Regions from separate parts of the Mus musculus genome. Here regions 1 and 3 are each linked to region 2. A link is a loop called in an ENCODE intact Hi-C map of the cell type or tissue named here. Cell type or tissue: gastrocnemius. All regions are shown on one strand.

The links. Peaks named below come from ENCODE experiments on the same cell type or tissue, not always from the same donor. Only the 100,000 strongest peaks of a DNase experiment are listed, where the experiment ranks them.
Region 1: it touches region 2 in a loop (4-fold over the local background); 8 of 42 quality-filtered maps call a loop at or near these places.
Region 3: it touches region 2 in a loop (2.3-fold over the local background); 11 of 42 quality-filtered maps call a loop at or near these places.

Annotation. Positions count from the first base shown.
Region 1 is chr4:97,576,297-97,584,296 of GRCm38, forward strand. The region is part of intron 1 of E130114P18Rik (RIKEN cDNA E130114P18 gene); the gene reads right to left. It also overlaps a transcript of Nfia not described here. Among named protein-coding and RNA genes, the nearest start is that of E130114P18Rik, 4.3 kb to the right of the region's middle. In gastrocnemius, no CTCF peak of the experiment used is centred here; DNase peaks (open chromatin) are centred at 1,595, 1,833, 2,397, 3,290 and 6 more places; H3K4me3 peaks cover 2,540 bases; H3K27ac peaks cover 1,523 bases.
Region 2 is chr4:97,741,298-97,749,297 of GRCm38, forward strand. It overlaps a transcript of Nfia not described here. Among named protein-coding and RNA genes, the nearest start is that of Gm38709, 32 kb to the right of the region's middle. In gastrocnemius, a CTCF peak has its summit at 4,713 (motif pointing left); DNase peaks (open chromatin) are centred at 4,696 and 5,121; H3K4me3 peaks cover 928 bases; H3K27ac peaks cover 316 bases.
Region 3 is chr4:97,671,429-97,679,428 of GRCm38, forward strand. It overlaps a transcript of Nfia not described here. Among named protein-coding and RNA genes, the nearest start is that of E130114P18Rik, 91 kb to the left of the region's middle. In gastrocnemius, a CTCF peak has its summit at 4,770; DNase peaks (open chromatin) are centred at 677, 1,205, 5,345 and 5,569.

The sequences.
Region 1 (8,000 bases), 170 kb before region 2:
TTCCAGTTTGTGAATTTTCTTCTGCCACACTGCAAGGTGTCCTGGGACATCAAGTTTTAAGCTCAGGACACTTATACCTAGAAATAACATGTGCCTGTGAAGACAGCTTTACCACTCTTGCTGGAAGGAAGGAAGGAAGGAAGGAAGGAAGGAAGGAAGGAAGGAAGGAAGGAAGGAAGGAAGGAGGAAGGAAGGAAGGAAGGAAGAGAAAACACACACACACACACACACACACACACCACTCCAACCCCAGAAGAGGGGTCTGGGTGTTCTTTCTGGCTGTGGGGAAACTGAACTCCTAACCTTTCCATGGTGGCTCTTCTGCCTCCCCAGTATCACGACCCGTGAATAAAACCACACTCACTGGAATTCGGCAAGGTAGTGCAGTGTGCTGAGCTCTACTTGGGAATTTTTCCACCTGACTAAAGTTAGAGGAAAGACCTGGGTATTAATAGTACATGATCTCTCTTCAGTATAGAACTCTCTTTTATTTTCTTTTTTTTTAATCTTAGATGTCCATTTGCCATGTACTGAGCTCTGCAGCCTCAGAAACAGGGCACCCTTATAATATCAGGGTTTCTAAGATTGTAGTGATTTAAGCCAGTGTGTGAGTGTGTGTGTGTGTGTGTGTGTGTGTGTGTGTGTGTGTGTGTAAGCCCAATGTCTAAATCTACGAAAAGAAATACAATATATCTGCTTTCTTGGAATAGGAAACGCACTGGCGGGATAGTTCTTACTCAAGCAGATGTAGGCTGAATCTTTCTTATTTTTTTAATTTTTAAAACAAAATCCTGATTGTAGTTTAGATTAGCCTTCTATACGCAAGTCTCTTGCCTACACCTCCTAGGGTCACAGGTGGGCACCAACATACCAGGATGGCTTTGTTATTGATTAACTCGAATATTTTGCTAAGACTCTTACCTCTTGGACTCAGACCTGATAACTGAGAATTATATCAACCTTCTAGGACTGTTACACACATTTCACGTGCATCACCTAAAAGCATTTTAGGAGGTGCCTGGCATACAGCAGGCGCTAAACCTTGTAAGTGACCTCAGAGGTAATACCAGGGGTTAAAAAGCCAAACTTAACTCCTGTGCTTTTCCCTCATTCTATTTCCAATTCAGAAACCCTAAATAGGACACTTTGCTGCCTAGCATCTGTTTCTGATCATAAAGTGAGGTTAATAACAAGTCTACCTCATAAGCACCTACCTGGAAAAAAAAAATACTTAAGGCTCTTGGAACATCGCCTGACTGAGAGGAAACACTGGATAAACGTTAGCTGTTATTACATGCTGCGTTCAAATCACGTGCTCTTGTTGAGTTTCACATTTCCAAGGGTCCTGGAAACAAAGCTTAAAAGGAGAGGGAAATGCATTTAATTGCTGGCACTACAGAAATGCTATTTAATGGATGGATGAATGGATAAAAGACATATGTTCATCAAAGACAGGTGGTAATACAGCCAGCCTATCTGAGGTAGACACAGAAGGACAATCTAGATAAAACAGGCAACGGGGAGTCAAAGAGCTGCAGATCCCTGCAGAGTGGGACTCTGACCCATGCCATGTACTAAAAGGGGAAACAGCATGAACAAAATGGACAGAGGAATCTGTAGGACCATGAGGCTGCAACAGGCTCTCCAGGTGGACAAACCTCTGTGTCTTCTTAACAAGTTGTCCTAACCACCCGACGGACCTCCTACATTCCCAAAGCCCCGTAAGAAAGAAAGATACAGTCCCGCCTTGGGAATCTCAACGTGTAGATGGGAAGACAGTCTAATTTTACATGATTTTAGGAGTAGGTACTAGTATCTGACCTGTGTTGGAACGAGGCTCAGCCTAACAGCATGGGATCAAGGGATGGGAAACCAGGGTATTTCTCAAGAGAGGAGCAGCATGAAATAAACAGAGCAGTGGTGACAGCACAGCACTTGTCACATAGTAGGAAGTATTCAGTGGAGGTATATTTTTTGCACACAACCACACATATACATGTACGCACACAAACATAGACATGCCTAACAAAAGTTATGTTTTTTGTCTTCCTGATTGCCATAGGCCACAGAAAATTAGAGAGGTTTATTAACCTGGGAGAGGGCACACAGTCCATAATCCTCAGAGCAGAGTGTGAGACTTCAGAAACAATACTCTCAACTATTCTTCCGCCAAAGCCTCTGGAAAGCAATAATCCTCCGCTGCACATTGTGCTTCCGTAGCAAAGAATCAGAACTTCCCATCGACGCTGTCCACCTGTTGAAGGCCTGTACCCCAGTTCACTGGAGGACCCAGCTATGAATCCTGTGTCCTGGGACTCTTGGTTTGTTTGCTTGCTTTCCATAACGCAAAGGGTTTCAGTTAGGCACTTTGTGATGGCAAGAGCAAGGTTAGGGGGCCACTGGCACTTGGCCTGAGGCTTCTTCTGATGGTCCATTTCCTTCCAAGTGCTTCTCGGCTCATCACCTGGGCCTTATTCTGTCTCCTGACTGAACAACAAGGGGATCCCACTTCTTATAATACAGAGTCAAGGAAAGAAAAATAAATAAATAAAAGCCCAGACTCTCCGGCTTGTTTCCCAGTGGGAAACGCTGCCTTCACCTCAGATCCACTCACTCGCGTGCATGGAGAAGTGTTCAAATGACAAGAGTTAAATTCAAACCATGTAGCCGCTTTCCGCTATTTTTTTTTTCCTGACTGAAGGCAAACCATTTAGATGTTTGTTTCCAAAAAGGCATCTGTCAGCAATCAAAGAGGGGAAAATGTATAAGGCAGTGCGATTGTTTGGAGTAGCATTTCCTGGATCCTGTGAAATGCTTGAATTGTTCCCCATTATGCTCACCAAATAATTTTATTTCCCACAATAATTGCAATATTTAACATGTTTTATTTAATCTCGTTTTAAGGCTATTAACAACGGGGCCACACCGTGAAAGGCCTGCTAGCGGAAGAAGGGCAGTTTCCAGCAGGCTTTTAGTCGACCAGGATGATGTTAAATGTTCCTAATTGTTCTAGATTTAAAACTGTTTTCCAAAAATATCTAGCATTTCTTTGTTCAAGACTACTGTGTTATCTCCCACAAAGTCCTCTCAGGTTTTCCATCATTCACAAAATGAAATCTGGATGCCAGCTTAGGTGGTGCCCCATTCATTCATAAATAATGGGCAAGCATAGGACATTCGGGATCCTGGAAATGCTGGGCTTCAGAGGACAGCCACCTCCAACTTCAGAGCTCTCTGACAGACAGACAGACAGACAGACTTAGACACAGAGACGCTGCAGCCTCACAAGTATGTGTGTCCGTGTACCCTCATGCAGGAGAGGAAGCTGGGTACGATACAGTGGGACAGGGGGCCTAAGCAGGGGAATGGGTAGAACGAGAGGTGGATTCAAAGACAGAGCAATGCTTCCTTTTCCTATTCCTTCAAGGGGGTGGGGGTGGGGTCACGTTGCTATTTTACATTATACGTAGAATTTACAAATTTTCTCCTTGTCTTCCTCCAGATGGTCATTTTCATAACGCTGCGGTTGCACAAGGCTGAGAAGGACTTGGCCGGGAAAGTTGGGGTGCGTTTCTGAAAGGAACAAGTGTCCCTCAGGGGACTCACTTGCTGTGCTATCACAGGTTCCTTAGACTTGAGACAAAGGGCATACAAACACAAATAAGCCCCCAAAGATGGAGAGAAATCCTCCAAGTCCATGTTATTAGAAGATTACAACAGGACGGGGGGGGGGGGGGTGGTCACAAAGAAGAGGAAAAATTGCCTAATTTATTGTATGGTCATCCCTAAGTGCAGCTTAGAAGCCATGCTTGAAATGAGAAAACACCTCAGGCTCTAAAAGACTAGACATTACTTTACTGAAATTGTTTTGGTCAAAAGGAGCTAACTGCTGTATTACCATAATGCTAAATAATTAAATGATGATGATACCAATGACTATAATAACAACAATCCCTATTATAATTAAGGAGTGGTCCATAAATACAAAGAAAGAAAAAAAAACCAAGGTAACCTCTTTGCAACTTAAAGACCTGAACCAAAACTACCAAAGCATAATTAGGTTGAAACTATGCCTAGGAAAAATTCATTAGCTAGATGAAATGTTAAAACCACAACTCGTCAATGATCGCAGTTGCTCCCTTCGAGAAATAGTAATCAATTCTCCCACGCCCTGAGGTACCCACATAGAGGCCTCTGGGTACAGAACTGTAGACAGTCACCAGTGGGAACTTGGGGACCCAAAGGTTGCTCAGCTACAAAACAAAACTCACTAAGAGTTTTCAGTGTCACTCTCACACAGGTGTTCTCTGCAGTCCCAGCCCAGCCCAGCTCTCAGGAATGGCAGCTACCAAACACAAGTGACCAAAGAGAATATTCTGGTCACTTCCTGTTCCCTGTTAGTCTTCAGTAAGTGGCTTGAATTCAGTAGCTGTCTAGACTTCTTCCCATTTAAAAAAAAAAACAAAACAAAACATTTTTCTAGTATTTCTTATAGATAGATCCATATTATTACATTTTTTTCAGGCCAAAAAAATTTTTGGCATAACTTAAAGTAAATTCCTATAAATAAGATGACTGGGTTACAGTATGGAAATCAGAGTTAAATTTTCCTGATTGAATAGACTCTTATATCAAACTTAACTGCAACTGTGTAAAATGAATTGATAAAAGACTGCTTACTTTATTAATAAAGATTGAAGATGTCCAGAATTCATTTCTACGGCATCGAATAAAAAAATGTAGTTATATAGGCTAGTGTTGGCTAGAACGCACACCGCGCCAGCAATGTACTACTTTACTCCCATGAAAACACAACGAAACACAGTGCCAACTGAACCAGAAAGCAAGGGACTCTGAGGCTGGCGTCCTGTATTTAGGTTCTTTCATAACCAAATTAACTAATGAATTAATTAAAAATTTTAAAAATACACAACAACAATAACAACCAAAACCACAAACAAGGTATAAAAAGAGAAATAATTTTCCCCTGGAATCTTTTTTTTTTTTTCTCCTTGGAAAACCTGTTCGGTTATTCCCAGATTTAGTTTTAGACTCTTTGCTTTGCTTCCAAGGGAGATGTGTAGCACAGCAAAACCTAAGCAACAAACACTTTCTAAAATGCGCAGTTCACAATCTTGAGGAGGGTGGCTGTGAAAGACAGATACTGAATCAGACTTAGAGTCTGAGTTGGGGGGAGGGAAAAAAAAGCCCCAAACGTTGCATGATAGTCTCTAAGCAGTTCCATCTGTCAGGCAGAAATTTTAGGCTAATAGCCTGTGGCGATCTCCCTCCGCAGTCCACTACCTGCCTTTGTCCTATTAAATCTCTTTATTCTCCTTAAAAAAAAAAAAAGCAAGGGGGGGGGGGGTTGTTGGAAGGAAAGGAAAAACCTTGCAGACCAAAATCATCTGAGTGATGAAGCCCTAATTTTAACCACCTCCCTTTGATGTGTAGCAGTGGGCTCTTGTTTTAAAGAGAGAGAAGGGAAGACAGTTCTAGCAGCAGACTCCTCATCTCCACTTCACCTTGCCACTGGGTCTGGGAGAGATTGGTTCATTGTCAAGGAGATTTTTTTTTTACCCATGATTCCATATGGTATGGACCGGACTACATGTTGCCCCACATGCCACTGCAAATGTTTTCTCAATTAGGTGTCTTATCTCCCGTGAGTTAGCATCAGATGAAGCTTGCTGACAGCGTAATGGCAGGGAAAGCTTCCGACGGCTCCATCAAATGGCAGCTTTGCTACGACATCTCGGCCAGAACTTGGTGGATGGTGAGTTGGCAGCCGGGACTGCCTTTTTTTTTTCCTCCCCCCCCCCTTTTCTACTTTCCCTCCCTCTTTGACAAAATGTCCCAGACCTCACATTCATCAAACTCACATTTGATTTTTTACACTCTTCAGTGAGGCTGCCTCGCACTGCTTGCTCTTACCACCCTCCCTCTCTCTGCCACTGTGCAACTGGAGTTCCCAGTAATGCTTGCCCTTGTTTTCCATGGGACGGTATTTGGTGTGGGTTTTTTTTTTTTAATATTAAAAACATTTTTAAGACTGTCAAAGTTTTAAGGTGGAATTCTGTATTTTAGCTATGGATGTCTGCAGATTAAAAGAAAAAGAGCTGTTTGCCCTGCCCCTTGGGTTTCGCGTCTTCTGTCTAGCTTCACACCCTCCTCACTTTTGATTTTTGAGAACTATGGGGTCCATGGTTCTCCTTGGCTGTGAGATTTTACTAGGGATGCATATCAAACCTTGGACTGGTGCATGCAAGCCCTGCCTGTGAGAACCCTTTCATGTCCCAGTAATTGGAATGCTTTAAGTCACCTGTGAGAGTACTCTAAGGCTCCATTCGTCATTTTCCTCAGGGGACCAGAGCTCTGACATCTAACTTTTCCATATCTGTTTATATCGGAGCAGACCTTCCATCTCTAAGAACCACCAACTTCGAGTGGAACGGACCCACACACCCTTTCTTTCCATTTCTCTGGGCACAAGAAAGTTTCAGGAACTCCTAACTTGTAGCTGCAGAACGAGTTAACTCACATGTCATGGTCAACCAGGCCAGACAACCTTTGACTTCTGGGATCTCTAAGGGTTGGGGTGAAGTGGGAGGATGGACAATAGCTCATTGTCACAGGAGACGCTTGTCCTGTGAGGAAGAGAGTCCCAGAATCATTGCTGTCCTCGTTAGGGTGGTGTCCGTTAAGGATTAATTCGTTAGCACCGCATTCCTAGTTTTCCGTAATTATTATTCTTACAGCAAGCGTGAATTCATCCAGGGAGTGAGAAAAAAAAAAAGTTTGCTTCCAGGACAATGAATGTATTATCCGTTCCTAACTGGACCGTGAACTTCAGCTCGTTTCACATAGATATCAGTTTAAGAAAAGGAGAGTGTGTGTGATGTTGTAGGGGGAGTCTGAGGACTGGGATTTCAAAACAGGGCATGGTTCACTGTACGATCTACAGAAAAAAGCACTCTCCCTTCCTGGACAAATGGTGCTATCCTTTTGGCAAGGCGTAGGAATTCGGAAGACTGAGACTTTTAAAAGTGAGCTACTGCAGGATTCTATTCGGCTGCTGCCTGGGACTCAGTATGTCCATTCCAAGGACTTGAGTAAAAGTAGTTGTGGGTATGTGTGTACTTGTCTATTTTCTCTCGTAATTTCTTACCTAGACGTCTGAAACTTTACCAGTGGCTACAGAACAGTATCACAGAGCGCTTTTGGCTAATGAGATTCGCAGTCCTCTATCTCTTACGACCCTGAGCGTATTCAAGGCATTTATTTTCCCATTAGACTTTCTGCCAGCAAGAACAAGGTTTGCTTGTATGAGATGGTCATATTGCTTCGATTCACACAGCTTGTTAAGCACTACAAATGAATTTACTGATTAGATTGGCAATTATTTTCTACGCTAAGTTGTAAGCTTGAAAAAAAGGGGGGGGGGACCTGCTCTCGGGAAAAACATTCTTTTCCCTTACTGTACTTAGGCGGTCCTAGATTTTATAGACTGTTAATGGTAAATCCTGTCATCTTTTTTATTTCTTGCAAATATCACCAAAGGCTTCTCTAGAGCAAGCGCGTTCTTTCTCTCTCTCTCTTTCCTAGTTTGGAAAACTGTAATTTCTTTTCTGTAAAGTTTACTTGGAAGTTGCTCTTCATCTAAAATTATTTTGCAGATGTTTTACCACAGGGAATATAGTGTATAAAAGTGGTGGGAACACTTAGCAATGCATTTGACTCAAGATAAACAATACAGAAAGCTCACACGCTGCTGTTTAGGCTGCATACTGAAAAGAAGTTTCTCGGGACTTCAGTGCCTCTTGATTTTTGCTTTGAATAAGGGGTGAGAAATCTACAAGCTCTTTAGAGAAGATGTAGGAAATACCACAGGAAATAAATCAAAATTTTAGTTCCCTTAAGGGCAATTGCACACCATAGAATTTTAGACCTACCAGTTACAAATAATTCTGATGTAAATTTTCCAGTTTTGGTGGCAAACT
Region 2 (8,000 bases):
GGGGCAGGATTTTCCAGTATCTTACTGGTGTAACTTCCAGTTTAAATACCCAAAAAGGAATTTTCTGAGTAGTTTCAGAAGCTTTGTTAAGTTTTTATATTCTTGAGGAAAAAAATACATGTTTTGACATTATAAGGTGACTTATTCTATATATCTATTAAACCAATTTTTATCATGATATTTCTCAAGTTCTCTATATTCTTACTGGTTTGAGTTTTTAGGATCTATCAGACACTAAAGTGATTATTGAAATTTCTTGTTGTGGTGATGAATTTCACCTTTCAGATCTTCAGTCCTTGCTTACATACTTTTCTGGTGTGTGTGCTGATGTGTGTGTATCATGTTATTAGACAGACACAATTTCCTGTGAATCAGCTCTTCCTTCATTAAAACGTGCTGTCCTCATGTTCGATAATAATGCCTTATAATTTGTGGAGCTGTAATAGTACTTGAGGTTACTTATGTCCATTTTGCTGTTCCTTTCAACATCCCTAGACTTCTTTAATCTGGGTGCCTTTCTTCTGCATATGTGAGGAGTATTAAATTGAAGGTTGTGTCATATTATCTCTATATCTAAAGCCTACATGGTCTGTTTTGGTTCTCTGTGGGGTTTTCCATGTCACTCCTATGATCTTGTTTCCTTGTGTGTCTAGTTATTTCTCCTTTTTGTTATTAAGCAACAGTTGCTACATTTGAGTGTTTGTTGATAGGATAGATTTGAAATCTAGGATGATGCTATCTTCCTCCAGGAATATTCACATTTATCTCTGCCCTCAAGCCATAAACATTTCAATCCAATTTGAAGATAATTCAAAACTGACTTTAGCCTTTGTGGCATCTATTTCTAGTTCACCTGTATACTCAGCATTTATACACTCTGAGGCACCTTCCAATTTCTGTCTTCCCACCAACCTCTCAGCCACATTCTCTAGATGTCAAATACTTCTAACAGAAAAGGAGATGCAGATACTCACCTCTGGCCTGATAACTGGTGGTTGTTGTTGTTGTTATTGTTGCTTTGTTTTGTTTTGTTTTTGCAACCTTGCTCATTCTCCTAAGTCTTACATAAATAATATTTTATTTTTATATCAACTTTCCTTGTCCCCAGCAAGATACAGCAAAGACGATATTGTCATCAACTGTAAGATGGGTCTAAAAGATTGCTTCATAGTTTCTGCTTTTTAGTATTGATAATCATTACATGTTTCTCTTACTTTTTTGTGGTTATGAAAGTACCACATTCCTACATTTAAACATTAGAAAATACAAGGTCAAATGTCACATTGCTTTGTTGACGGGAAGTTAGCAAGAGAAGACCCCATATGTGTTTGTACACTTCTCACTTTTTGGATCCTCTCTTGGTTAAATATGCAAATGGAAACCCCACAGATGAAGGGTTGACTGCCCTTGAATGCTTTGGTTATTTCCGCAAGATAAATTCCTAGACACATAATTTTATGAAGAAGTAGTGTAGCTGATATGTGTACAAGGCTTGACACTTGATCCCCAAGACCAAAAACGACACATTCCCTGAACCAGAATTGCTGGACAGAACATAGAGAACATTCCATATATGGCCAAGTTGTTCTCCAGAGAGTATTTCCAATGCATGTTTCTACTGGTGGAAGGGATGCTGTTTACTGACAAACACCAGAGCTTCTGTGAGCACTTAATCTCAAACCAAAATAGATAAGATTCATCATTAAAATGTTTTTAAAGCATAGAATTTTCAAGTGGAGTTTTGTGCACTGGCTTGTGCAATGATTATAGCTTCGATTCCTGCCCCCAACCTTTTGGATGTGAAAGATGAGGAAGCATGATCTTGAAGACTTTAGGGTCCTAGAACAAGCAATTAGAGAATATACTCACATAAAACTTGGTTTCTTGAACAATGCCAGAGGTGAGCACTGACTTCCAACCCTCTGGTGAACAAAGCAAGAATTCTCTTAGATAAGGTATCTCTTAGATATTCTCTCAAGTAAAAAGCAGACACTATGAACAAGTTTAAAACTTTCTGCATTCCAGATGGTTCCATAATTACTGTAATAATGAAGTCTAAGACAGTCAATCTTTCATTCTAATCCCATTAAATTCATAGTATAGTCCAAACCCTGCAACAAAGCCTTGCAAGATTAGCCCTATGTCTGTCTTTTCTACCTAGGCTCTCTCCTTTGTTCCTTATATTGATGGTCACCTGATTTCTTCCTTACTCCCAGGTAGCTACGTTTTCCTATTTCCCATATTCCATGGACCCACGGTGTACCAGCTCTGACTTGTCCTTCAAAATGCAGCTCAGGTGTCACCTCTGCCATGAAATTGCCCCACCATGTAAATAACATGTTTCTACTTCATAATATGCTACGTATCATGGCCGCCATCGTGCCACTGCATAGTTATACTCCTCTGCCTGTCACTAGCTATATCAGAAACTGCTGATGTCAAGGATTATGTCACATTTCCCTTTATTCCTTGAGTGCTACACCAGAAAATAACAGCTATCAAAGAAATGCTTCCTAAATTAAGTCTTTTCCCTACAGACATTTTTCTGGTTGAGCCAAACATCTCAGATTCTTCCTTGTATTACTGAGAGTGCAACCTAGTAGTCTTATTCCCATTTTAAAATAAAAAAAGTTAGATGAGAAACAGCTGCATAACATCCCAGAAGGACGGAACTAGGAGGGACATGTGTGACAAGCCAGGGCTTTTGTGTTTTGGGTAAAGAAGCTGAATTTCATGGCCATCGAGTGTCTTATCCAAGGTCACTCTGCAAAGTCATAGTGGAAAAAGAATAAGCGTGCTGAGCTCCTGACCTCAAAGCTGAAATTCCTCCCTCTAAATTAAGGACTTAATGTAGGAGCAACTGTGGAGGAGATGGGCACATAACTCACAGAAGGGAGTCTCCAAGGGTGGCTGCATGCTGAGGAGACAGCTGGCATCCCTCATCTTATCTGCTCAAAACGACAAAAAGAGAAAATCTATAATATCAACATAAAGAGAGAAAAGACAACACTGTGTGTGTCTTGTACGGAGCATTGTGTTCTGGGTGTGTTATTGTATGTGCTTTTTTAATATACCATAAGCTAATTTTATTCTTTGTCAAATGGAGAGATAAAAACACTAAGGTATATCTATCTTTTAAACTATGTTTTAGGAAAATGAAAATCTAGTTCTATGGGTGTGCTCTTCTTGGTTGTTTACTAATGGACAACCACTTTGTATAAACCACAGATTATTTTCCATGGGGAAGTATCATGGAAATAGATGAGAAATTAAATTCAACAAAGATATTTACCTGCCAAGTTGCATTAATAATTCAATTATTACATACGAATTTTATTTCTAAATACTATTAGAAAATAAAATGGGAATGTTGAAATGCTCAGGTCCTATTGTAAATAATGGGACCGTTAAAAATAATGGTAAACAGTGTGGATTCTGTGGTTTGTGGTGTCTTCAGATCAGTGACTTTGAGGAAATAATTTACTAGTCCTTATCTGGGTTCCCTCATCGAAGAAGGACAGTAGTCAGGGTACATTTGTGATAGTTGTGTCGAGGATTAGATGAGATACCTGCAAAGTGTTTTTAAAGGTGTCAGTCACATGGTAAGGCTGTAATGTTTAATGTAAATGTAATGTAACGGTAAAGTTATCATTGAAGTGGCCCCTTGAATAAGTACACATTGGCAATAATCCACAGATCTACTGGGGGTGGGAATTAACCAATCACGCACCAAAATGCAGGCCTTCCACTCTGGGAATCATTTTGGAGAATATAACATATCCCCAATGGCTTCTCTAATCTTATGCCACATGAGACCTGCAAAGGAAAACGGACGAATCACAGGCATCAAATGTTATAATCATCTACAACTTCTGGGTTTCCACATAGCAGTTCTTCCAAAACATAATTAAGGGTTTGAAAGTCAAATGATATAAGTGCTAGTTTTAATTACCGCTTGGTGAACTTTAGTGTGTTAGAATTGTCACAACTTTCCTTAAGGATTACTCTGAAGCCAGGCAATACAGTGGGAAATTATTAACTCCTACTTTGGTACAGCAATTATCTGCATTACAAGGTTTATGCAATTAGCTGTTTAAGATGTCATTATATTTTGCCATCTGGTACACAGGAGTTTATGCATATGAACAGGCACGTGTTGAAGTGATTTTCACTATATGACTTGTTCTCAACCCAAGCCATCTCTCTAATGAGGGAAGTTACGGTGCATCGTGCATTAGTGGCAGGTGCACACCATCAAGCTTCATTTTCATCGAAAACCTTCATTTTTTCCATTCTAAAGTATTCTGCACAAGTGCTGGGAAATTAATTAGTCGCTCTCGGTTCAACGCCTGCAGGCATGTTCCTTAGCAGTTAGAGGGGGCGAGGCTTCAGTCAGGGACCTCTCCTCCTTTCTCACCCTGACAGCTCTGCAAGGAACCCTCAGGTAGTGAAAAGACCCGGTATGAGCTCCTGTAGTTGATCTTGCAAAGTGGGAACAGGGGACCTGGCCTCGGGGTGCCCTACACCCCGCTTTACGCGCCCAAGGCGGAAAAACAAAAAGGATGCTCCCAGAGGGGTCCCGCAGATTATCGGATCGCGCCCATCAGGTTACAGAGAACTGGATCCCTAGCCCGACTCTACTTCTGCGCCCCCTTCGAGGATCCCGGGCTGAAGCACATTAAAGCGGCGCCCTCTGGTGTCCGCTTGAGGCCGCCGGGTCACAAGAGAGGCTCTGGGATGAAAGTTGTCACCCGATCGGATCACCAAACCGAGGCCCTGAAACTCTTAAAATGAACCTTTCCAACGCGCGCGCTGAGTGCGCCACCCCGCTGTACAGAAAGTCTGGGGCACGGGTGACTCCTCCCGGGCCCTCCTTACTGGACCAGGGTCCCAAGCCCCCCGTAAGATGCCCTGCAAAATCGGCAGGCTGCAGATGAAAGCGGGTGCGAGTCTGAGTGGACATACCACCTTCCCCGCAAAGGGCACAAGGAGAGGTGAGGGGATGTAGAGCGACGCCCAGCTCCCCAGGCTAGAACCACGTTTATAGGTTAGTACTCTTGAAAAGCTCACTGGCCAAATCACCCCAGAAAGGCTAACAGACTCAAAGACCGGCACCTAGCCTAGGATACTCCCCCGGCACCTCCCCCCACGTGCTGCCATAGTAATATGCCACTGACTAACCAGCTGGAGCTTCCTCTGCACGGTGGACATTGTCACTCTTGGGAAGCATAGCACTGGAGTTCCCAGGAAATTGTCTTCCTCGGAACCTGCCCAACCCAACCCCCCCCCCCCCCCACACACACACACACACACACACACTTGGCACCATAGCTGTCTCCTCAGTTTTACCCTCAGCCCCAGATAGGAATGTTTCCACTATCTCAGTCTGGATGCCAGTCCAAGAGCTTAGTTCATTCCAAAAGGTCAACAGGTTCATGGCAAGCAGTTGGATTTATGGAGTTGATAAAATCACACTTGAGACTTTTCTTTGGACAATCTTGCTGTCCCCCCAGTCTTTCACCTTTTATGTTTGGAGCAGCATCTGACTGAAAAGGGACCAAGAAAAGAAACCTGGACTCTTCTGCTCATTTTCTGCACTAGCTTTACCTCGGGGAGAGGGTTGAGGAGGGTGAGTCTGGATGCCTTACAGGCAACCGGCATTTTTTTTTTTTTTTTTTTTTTGAAGAAGAAGAAGAAGAAGAAGAAGAAGAAGAAGAAGAAGAAGAAGAAGAAGAAGAAGAAGAAGAAGAAGAAGAAGAAGAAGAAACAGCAAGCTTATGTATTGCACTGAACCAGACCCCATTATTACAGTAAAGAATAGAAAAAAAAAAAAAAAACACAAGCTAAGAGGTAAGCTCAAAACTAGGGATGAAATGAATATGGTATCCAAATAGATGGATACAAATAAGATGAGACCAAGGAAGTAGCTGTTATCTCAGAAGGTCTCTGTGTGGACAAGACTTGCAATACAAATGAAGTTTGAGGTGCCAAGAAAAAGAAGCCTCTGTGGGAAGAAGGTTGTATAAAGAAAAATCAAGCCCAGACTGAGAAGGCTGGGGGAGGGGCTGAAAAAACCATTAGATAAAGTGGGATGAATAGTTTGGAGCTAGTCTGGTCTGTCTAAATTCTGTGTATGCCTCTTATGAGTTCCAACAAGCAATGAACTTGACCACTAGTGCTTTTAGAATTATTATAACCATCATTTTTTATTTAGATGATTTCAAAGTTGTTGCCAAGATCCCTAGACTTCTTGGGTGCAGAGGTCTAGGCTCCTCAAGTAAACTCTTGAGTGAGGCCCATCTTGTGTTCATGCCATCAGCTCTGCTGTGTCAAACACTCAGGAGTCCCTCTATGCCCACATTTATGTAGCGTTTAAATGATGTGAAAATACCGAGGTTTCTAGTACAAGCATATAGCAACTGCCTTTCTCAGCAACTGTCCCATGAAATTGGTCCTTCTAAAACCAGTAATGTGTGACACTGTTTATTGGGCTCTCAGCAATGACTTTGCAGATGGCTCCATCCTCATGATCAGGAGCTGGGGTCAGGAGTCTCAGACAAGTCTCACAGCTGTCTGTTAAAAAAAAAAAGCCACTTTGATTTAGTAACTATTCACTTTCTCATGGCTTCCCTGACATTGACCTAAGGCCTTGTTCAACACACGTGACACAAAGAAAGTTGACAAGTTTCAGAGTGCCTTAGAGGTCCCTGATTGCTTTGCATTTTCTTTACTGAAGACCATTGGAGACAAACTCACTTACACTGACAGACATGTGTTTCCATAATGTAGAAACATGACAACAAAGTAGGTCCCGTCACCCCCAAAACAGTGCTGTCTCTTGTAAACCTGTCTTTATGTGGCTGTGCATAAAATGAGGTCACACACTGTAACTCCCAACTTTCCTAAAGTGCTTCCTCAAGTCACTTATTTATGGAGCAATACCAAAAGAAGATGAATTCATAAACATTAAAATTCTAGAATGAAGGCTGTAATTTCATGGAGGAAATGTCTGAGTTGAGACACATTCTCTTTGAGCTTTCTTGCATCATTTCATTATTAAAAAAAAAAAAATGAAGATCCGGACCCTGGAATGGGAGAGGAAGTTTCTACCCTAAAACTTGTATCTTAAAATTCCAAGAAGAAACACTCTTTTATTTCTTTGTAGTTCTGCTAAAATTTAGAATAATATGGAACACATAAAGCACATTCTAAAATTCTATCAACTGCTGTTGCTTACTTACAACAAAGCCCTCTTAATTGCCAACCAGTCACTAAATAAATAAATAAATAAATAAATAAATAAACAAACAAACAAACTGACAACCTGGCCACTTGACCTTACTGTGATAAGGTTAAAGTATTAGGTACCCAGTAGGGCTCTTCAGCTAATGGGTTTCTTTGTGCCACGTGTTTCAAAATGAAAATCTATTAGGTTATTAGAAACACTGTCACTGTGTGGAGAGTGGAGACAACTTGCCGAAGTCTGGGCTCTCAGTAATCTATTGGCAAGGAGATGGATCATAGTTGGAGCTGGCAGGAAGATCTAGGCAGGAGGGCTGTCTTTACAGACAATGCTCTAGCCAAACCTTTTTGTTGCTTAACTTAAGGAATTTGGTGTGTGTGTGTGTGTGTGTGTGTGTGTGTGTGAAAGATGTGGAAGCCAGAGGTCAATGTTAAGTGTTTTCCTCAATAACTCCCCACCATAGTTTTTGAGACAGGATCTCTTACTGAACCTGGGACTTGCCAATTTGACGGATAACCAGTAGCTCTAGGGATCTTCTCTTCCCAGTTAGTTTTTAACACGTTTAAGAAGACTGAACTCAGGTCAGACTTGTGCACCAATAATGTATAGGCCAAGCCATTCTCTCAGCTTTGAGGCCTTTTCGCAAGTTCGGTTATTCTACCAGTGTAAAGGAGGTGCTGTGGGTAGGAATGGTGGTTTGGGTTTTACGCTTTGATGGATGAGAAGGGGAACTCATGCACAATTTTCCACAATGGTA
Region 3 (8,000 bases), 70 kb before region 2:
TGTGCCAACCATATACTATGTCACTTAGGTTTCTCACCCAGCTTAGGAGTTGACCCTTCTGTCATTATATCCACTGTAGAGATGACTCAGTGGAGGCTTAGTGGTTGGACTTGTGCACAATGGTGAGTAAGAAGGACTGTTATATAGAACTGCCATGCTTGTAGGGGCAGCAGAAATGGGGACCCAAAGCTCTTTATTTTTTTTCTATTTTTTATTATTTTATTTTTATTTATTCACTTTACATCCTGATTGCTCCCCCTCCTCTTCTCCCAGTCCCACCTCACAACCTCCCATGCTATCCCCTCTCCTTCTCCTCAGAGAAGGCAAGCCTCCCATGGGTACCAATCCATCCTGGCACATCAAGTTGCAGCAGGACTAAGCTCATCCTCTTCCACTAAGGCCATACAAGCCAGGCTATCTAGGGGCTTTAAGCATTTTCCATGAGTTGTATTTTTTAAATGTAGTTATGGCTGCTATTCATTGGGAGAAGAGAAGGTTTACGGTTGATGGGAATGGCCACAGAGAAGCCAGGCTGCAACAACATTGCTGGCTGCCTCAGCTGTGATGGAGAGATGGAAGGAGATACCATCTCCTAAATGTATTTTGAGAGCAGACTGGCCTCTTATCACCTTGCACTTTTGCAAATGAACAAGAGCTATGCTTCCTGGGTACCCCAGATGGCGTCCCTACCAGCTGCTCTCATTATACTCTGGCTCTGCCAGTTAGACCATAAGAACTTGACCTCAGTAACAGAATGCCGTGCATCACCCCGTAGAGCCCAAAGAGAGGATTTTATGATGGTTTATCAATAATGGTTTCTAGGAAGCTATGCAGCAACCTGGTCAGCATTCACAGGAAACCCCACCTACAGAAAGCTCTCTATTTGTTTTTCTGACTTTATGATCATTGCCCTGTTCTCTGTGGTCAAAGAAGCAGTGGCCTCAGGAAAAAAAGCACAAACTGAGACAGACTAGGAATATGCTGACCCACAGTAGGCTCTATTGCACATATGTCAAAGCAGCTAAGGAGCAAGGTGTCCTAATGGTATATCAGTGAAATAAGAGAAAGGCTTCCCACTACTACCACGTTTAAATGTCCAGCCTGGAAACAGAGAAGACTCATCACACGGGTAATACAAACCCAGCAGGGAGGTGTCTCCTTGGCCATACTCTCCAGCGGGAAACAGCTGGGGGCAGGCAACTGTCTGCAGGCCTGACTCCTAGAGACAGAAGGTTGAGTGCAAGGTGAATTCTCAAGAGAAAAAAAATGTGAGGGAACCTTAGAGAAGACGAGTTTCGTGCATAATTGATCTGACAGGCAGTGCCCATTCAGTCACCACAGAAGGACCACTCTCCCATGCAGGAACACATTTCTATTGAGAGGCACCAGATGCCACCTAGTTAAAAAAATGTGTTCACAGGAGTACTATGTTGTCAGTCTGAGCTAGGGATTTGGAAAACCCAGACACTGTGTTAGAGACCATTATTATTATTATTATTATTATTATTATTATTATTATTATTATTACCATCATCATCATCATCATCACCATTATCATTTTAAGTCTAGCTCTGGACAAAATTGGACACAACTTATTCACTGAATGGTTGAGGGAAGGTCCTGTGTCTGTCCTTATGATCCCACACACCTTGTGACTGCTTAAACAATTTCAGAGAAAATATTTTTTTTTCTACTTTGAGAAACTTAAAGTGAGAGTTATATGAGAATCTTTCCTAGACAGTTGGGTTCAGCTGCTTCCTAAAGGCAGAATAGAGGCTGTATTTATCCCATCAACATGTCTGTGTTTATGTCCATCCTTGTCGGTCATCTTGCTGGAAATAATACTAGGTAAGATTGGCACTAACCTTGTTTTATAAATTTTACAATCCAGCAAAATTTCATGCACATCAATAGATATCCGGGGGTGACTGCGACAAAAGATTAAGTTCAGGTTAGTTGACTTAAGATAAACAGCTTATTCTGAACGAAGTGGTTTAAAGGCAGCTTACAACTTTTCAACATTGCTACATCTTAATAAGGCAACATGTGAGACTTATGATGTTCGGTGTTTGGAGAAACCATAGATATGGATGCAGACAGCTGTTCAGAGGAAGCATCAGTGTGATAGCAATGGCAAGACACATGGAGATAAGTAAAACCATGATAGAAAATGACAATTACAGATAGGGAGAAAGAAGTCACATCCAGACCTTTAACAGGAAGACAGTGGATGTATGGCTCCTGGGAGATGAACAAAATCTAGTTCCTACCTCAACTTCCCAATACACCTGTTCATTTGTGAAATAAATAAACTAATCCTATGTACAGTCTAGACACTGCTATGATCTGGGATAAAAATCAGACTAGATCAACATCAATTAACAGGATAAGGGGCTTGTAGAAGATACGCAGAGAACACAACTCTGCTTGCACTGAGTTCACTCTGGAAGCCACTGCCAAGGAAATGACGTTTGCTGACTGTTGAGAAGTTATCATTGCAGGGGAGAACGGGGGAAGTGCGGGGAGGGGGGTGCAACAGTTGAGAAAATAATGACAAGGACAGAAGTCAAAGATAGCTATGGGGGCACTCAGGCACATGTGAGAACAGGAAGTAAGGTGGGAGAGACCAAAGGGAAACAGGAGGGAAGGCTGCAGTCCTTGGGGAAGGACAGGAAGGAGGGGAGGGGCTGTAAAGGCAGGAAGCTCTAGAGGGCTGTTGTGGGGGAGAGCAAATGACATAATTAAGAGGGAGCCAGAGGCAGGCTGCAGCAAAGGTGCACAAGCAAGGCATGCAGAAAGCTCAGTGGGTCAAGGCGTAAGCGTGGACAGCAGACAGCACCAGGCAGACACAGCTGTGCAAATGCAGGGAGGTGGCAGGTCAGGGACATGACAAAGCTCAGTTGACAGGTTAGGGGAAAAATGGGCCAAGAAGCTGGCACTGGAATAGTGAGTGGCTCTCAGTTCCAGCTCAATCAACAGGCTCTGCACTGAAAAGTATTTCAAGGCCTCCTCTGGCTTTGACAGAGGATGGCCACAGTCAGCCAGTAATGTTCTCCATCAGTCTGCAAAACTACGTCTGGTGTCTAGTCTCCAGACTAGAGGCCGGATGAAATTGTAAGGGTGAGACAGAAGCAAACCCAGAGAGGAAGGTGGCGGAAGCTGAGGCATTGACAGTAGGATCTTCAGGGCCATACCAGGGCCTATAGCATGGTCATGGGAAGATTTGGCTGAACACAGAACAGGACATAGTCTAATATCCAAGTATTTAAATATAGCTGGCATTTTTCTCACTGAAGAATATAAGCAGCTTTGGAAATATATACTTGTTAGTGAAGAGAAGGGTATGTGGTTGGAAGAGCCCTTGCCTGTTATAACAAATGGGAAAACAGAGTGAGCACTTCCTTCCCACCTACAGCTTCCACTTCCCCAAATTAACATGGAGGCTTCCTCTAAGCTGACAATTCACCTGAACCTCTGAGCTCACTGAGCAGCCATTCATGGACCATTTCCTCCAATGGGGTAAGAAAGTGCAAGTAACACCTTGACTTCAGTGGCCAGATCTCTCCCTCTCCCTCTCCCTCCCCCTCCCCCTCCCCCTCCTCTTCTCCCTCTCCCTCTCTCCCTGCCCCCTCTCCCTCTCTCCCTGCCCCCTCTCCCTCCCCCTCTCCCTCCCCCTCTCTCTCCCCCTCTCTCCCTCTCTAATCTTGCATGTGAATACATGGATGTGCTCATTTCTGTATATATTTGTACATATCATTATATGTTCATTCATACATATATGTATGTGTGTGTGAATGTTCCAGTGCCTCCTACAGGCTGAGCTAGTGCTCTACCACTGAGCAATCCCACTCACCTTCCCTGAGAACCTTCGACATGGGACCTACCCTAGATTGGCACATTTGGATTGTCAGATATAGTGAGCATAGGTACAGTGTTGAATAGCCGACCTCTAGAACTCACTCACCTGATGAGCTGAACACTGATGCTATTGAACTGTCAACCGGACATTTGCTTGGTTCCTAGACTGTTTGTGGCAACTACCAATCTCCTGTTTTATTACAAGAATTTGATGTTGAGATATTGTAAGAGTGGAACTGTGCAATCTTTCTCACTTTATCACATATATTTCACTTAACATAATGCTTTCAGGGTTCACAGCCTTCTTTTAAAGGCTAAACAGCATCCCATTGCATGAATACGAATCTCTTCTTTTCCACTTGTCTTTCGGGGGACATGATATTTCTGCATCCTCCTCACTTTGAATATGGCTGTAGTAAACTAAGGAGGGTTAATATCTCTCTGATATCCTGATTTCAAACCTCTAGGATAAATGGCCGAAAGTGTTGGATCCCGTGGCAGTTCTGCTTTTAACTTTCAAGGTACCTTCACACTGTTTGCATTCACACTAACACAGCGCGGGATTCCAGTTTCTCTGCATTCTCTCTTAACTCTCTCCACATCGTCTCCTAAGCCTCTCTGCTCTCTGTTCTCCAGAGCGACAGTGTCCCGGCAGCCCAGCAGAGAAGGATCAATCAAGTCACGGTTAGCATAGGTCTGAGTGTCCGTTCTCTATGCCCCTGCCCACACCAGCTGCGTCATGGCTTTACGCAGAAGAATGAGAGATTAGAGACCGACCGTGAGAATCCAAAGCTTGCAGAACCCCTCAAAAAGGGGAAAAGCCTTTGTCATCAAAGGAGTTAATGAGCACACGTCTCTGCAGGAAGCCCTAAAGAAATGAGTGTTCTGAGTGTAGAACATTCACTTTACAGTAGGTGGTGTTATTGTTACATGCTCATACAGACAGTACTAATTAACAATCCTAAAGGCCACATCATTAAATTATCTTCAGCTTAAAGCCCTGCAATGTTTAGCACATCCCAGCAATTCAATTATATTCAAGGCAGTAGCCTGAATGTCAGGTACTCTTCTGTGGCCAGCGAAGAGCAAGCAGCTCTCAAAAGCAGATGAACCCCAGAAGGAGAGAACAGCTCTGACACACACACACACACACACACACACACACACACACACACACACACACCCTTGTCCCTCTTCCCAACATACATGCTAGATGGGAAGCAAAGATAAATTTCAAAGAAAATGCAGGAGTGAAACACGGACCTTACCAATTCTATATGTAAAAACAGGAAGACTCTGACAAGATCTTTAAAATCTGACATGAAAAATCGGCTCACTGCCCTCCCATCTCCTCAAGGTCCCCTGTCTGCATTTTCTTCTGAGCCTTCCTACCTCCCTTGTGATTTCTGAGCACAGCACACTGTGTCTGGGGGTTGAACTTGGACGACTTTGTAGCTTGTGGCTGGGCTTTCCCTGCAGTGAGCACTCAAAGGAGAGCACAAAGCTGTTCTGTTCCTCACCCTAGGAGACAGTTCCTGTGCAGAAAAGGCTTTGAGAGAGAGAGAGAGAGAGAGAGAGAGAGAGAGAGAGAGAGAGAGAGAGAGAGAGAGAAGTGGGCTCAACCTCATTTGACCTTCCCCATGCAGATGAGGTCCTGTGTGTAGGCTCAGCGCATCTCAGCAGGCCAAGTGACCTCCATTGGCAGGCAACACCGTGACACAACCTCTAGGTCGAAAGCTGCCTGTGGAAGAGGAACATCTATGGGTCCACTGATTAGCACACAAAGAGACAGACAGAGCCAGCGGGCAGCTGGCTAGCCAGGACACTCATCTGCAGGCACAGAAGCAGCAGACAGAGCCATCTGCCTCAGTTTCTCTGAACTATCTCCCTTAGTCGCCATCTCTGTAGAAACCATTTCAGCATCCATCCTTACTCCAGTACCACCCCAGTGTTCCTCGGGAAGATCCCACAAGATCCTTGGGGTCAAGCAACATATGAATCTACTTATCATGCTCCATTACAAAGAGTACATCCCAGTAAAGATTTCTGGATGGTATGAGAGCTGGAGAGAAGGTTGAGGGACAAACAGATGACAGATAAATGGCCAAAGCACACCAAAATGATCTTGCTCCCCTCTGTGGGAACTGAATCCTCCCCTGATAGTACCAAGATGGATCCTGGCTCTCCAGAGAGGAAATTGGTGACAGAAGCCAGTCTCTCTCTAAGATGAACATCGCTATCCAGTCAGGATATTGTTGCCACAGACCCAATAGAGCTTTTCTTAGTTTCCCTGCCTATGGTCTAGACAGGTACTGCCAGACATCAAATAACCTGTCTCTGGGCTTTGCAAACTCATAAAGCATTGTTGAGATCCTGTCTCTACCATGGCATCTTACAAACCTACTGGATCTAAGACAGCTCCAACACAGGCTCCAACCATTTACATGTGGAGGAGAATAACAGAACTGACTTCACAGGCTTTCTGTGTGGATTAATGTTTTGTGAGACCCCCGACATGCTCCAAGTCAATAGGAGGCAGCCTATAGATTGGCAAGTCCCTAATCTCTATAGAGACTGCCATCATTGTGAAGTGTGTTGCTCAGTTACATCATTCCCAAAAGGATGGCAGGGAAGAGCCACCGAGGCTGGAGGGAGTGCCCCATGAGCAGACGAACAGGGGCTTAAGAAAGTATAGTCTCTGGTTGTAGCTGGTTTTAAACGATGTCAGGCAGGCACTGCTGAGAAGCAGGTCGTGACGAGAGCAGGCAGAGAAGTGAGGAGGTTTGGCTTATAGTTAAAGCCTTTACCCAAGTGGACAAACATGAAGAGACTGCCTGTGCGTATGAGCTGAGATCGCCTCTGGGGAACAAAGTCATGAGATTACACTGATGCTGAAGTTCCTTGTGCCTCCATTTGTGACACCACTGTCCTCTGAGTCTCAGTTTACATCTTCTTGTGGCCTCACTTGACGCCAGCCTAATCCTCCCTACTGAAAATAAGTCCTCTCTCTTCTGAGGACCCTTAGCACTTGCGTGTGCAACACACCTGCAGATTTGCCCATGCTGGCCCCTTAGAATAGGATCATAACAAACACTCAAATCATACTAAACGTAGGAGGAGGGATTGTTTGAAGCAGCACACCTGCAAACACACAGCCAATTAAGTCTCACAACAACATCCCTTTAACTATGAAGCAGGTGGCATCAAAACTCCCATTTAACAGATAAAAAACTGATGCAGAAAAATTAATTAGCATGCTCAAGGTCAGACCACTTTAAATACATAAGGCAGCAAGAGTTTCCCTCATTATTTATCACCTCATTTCTCTCCCCGGCACAGAGGTGTTACTGCCCAGAGCACATAGACTGCACACTATTGTGCTAAGGCCCTGATTATATTCAAACTCCAGCTCTATATAAGTTCTGTATCCCTCTTCCTTCTCATGCAGAACACGAAAATGCTCAGTGCATGCCTCCTCGCTTGGGTTTTACGAGAACGAATTGGACTGCTCTAAGCATTCAGAGTAACTCCCATAAGTACTGTGTACACATACCTTAGTACTGTGAACAAGAGTCCTGGCTAACCTCATCTTTATGCCTTGTGCTCTTGTGTCCACACAGTTGATTTCTATGACTAGTTCAAGAATATGGAGGTAGCAGTAAAACAGATGGCTCAGTCCATTTCAGCACAGAATAACTTTGTAACACAAAGCTTGACCGTTAACTTCTTAGTCTTGACCTTCTTGGTTTATAAACTGGAAATGCTACACACTCTCCTGGAAATCCTACTCCACGAGTGCAGCGAAAACAGTGTATATATGACTGGGAAAACTGAAGGGACCATCCTGAGTTTATTTTCCCAGATGACACTATCTCTCGAGGGGCTCTGTCCACTGTCAAGGTTTTTTTGCTGCCTTCTACAAAAGCAGTTTGTAGAATTCTTGATAAGCCAAGTAATTTTCTCACAAAGCAGGTTGCATAGACACCCTCCTGATCTTATCAAGCTGGAGAATCCACTGCCCTGCTCTGGTGTTCAGGGGCCACATCTCATCTTGTCACCACAGATGTCTGTTGCAAAGCTTCCACCCAACTCCACCTTCAGTGCCAATAAAGTACCCGGACAGTCTGTAGAGGGGTAGAAAA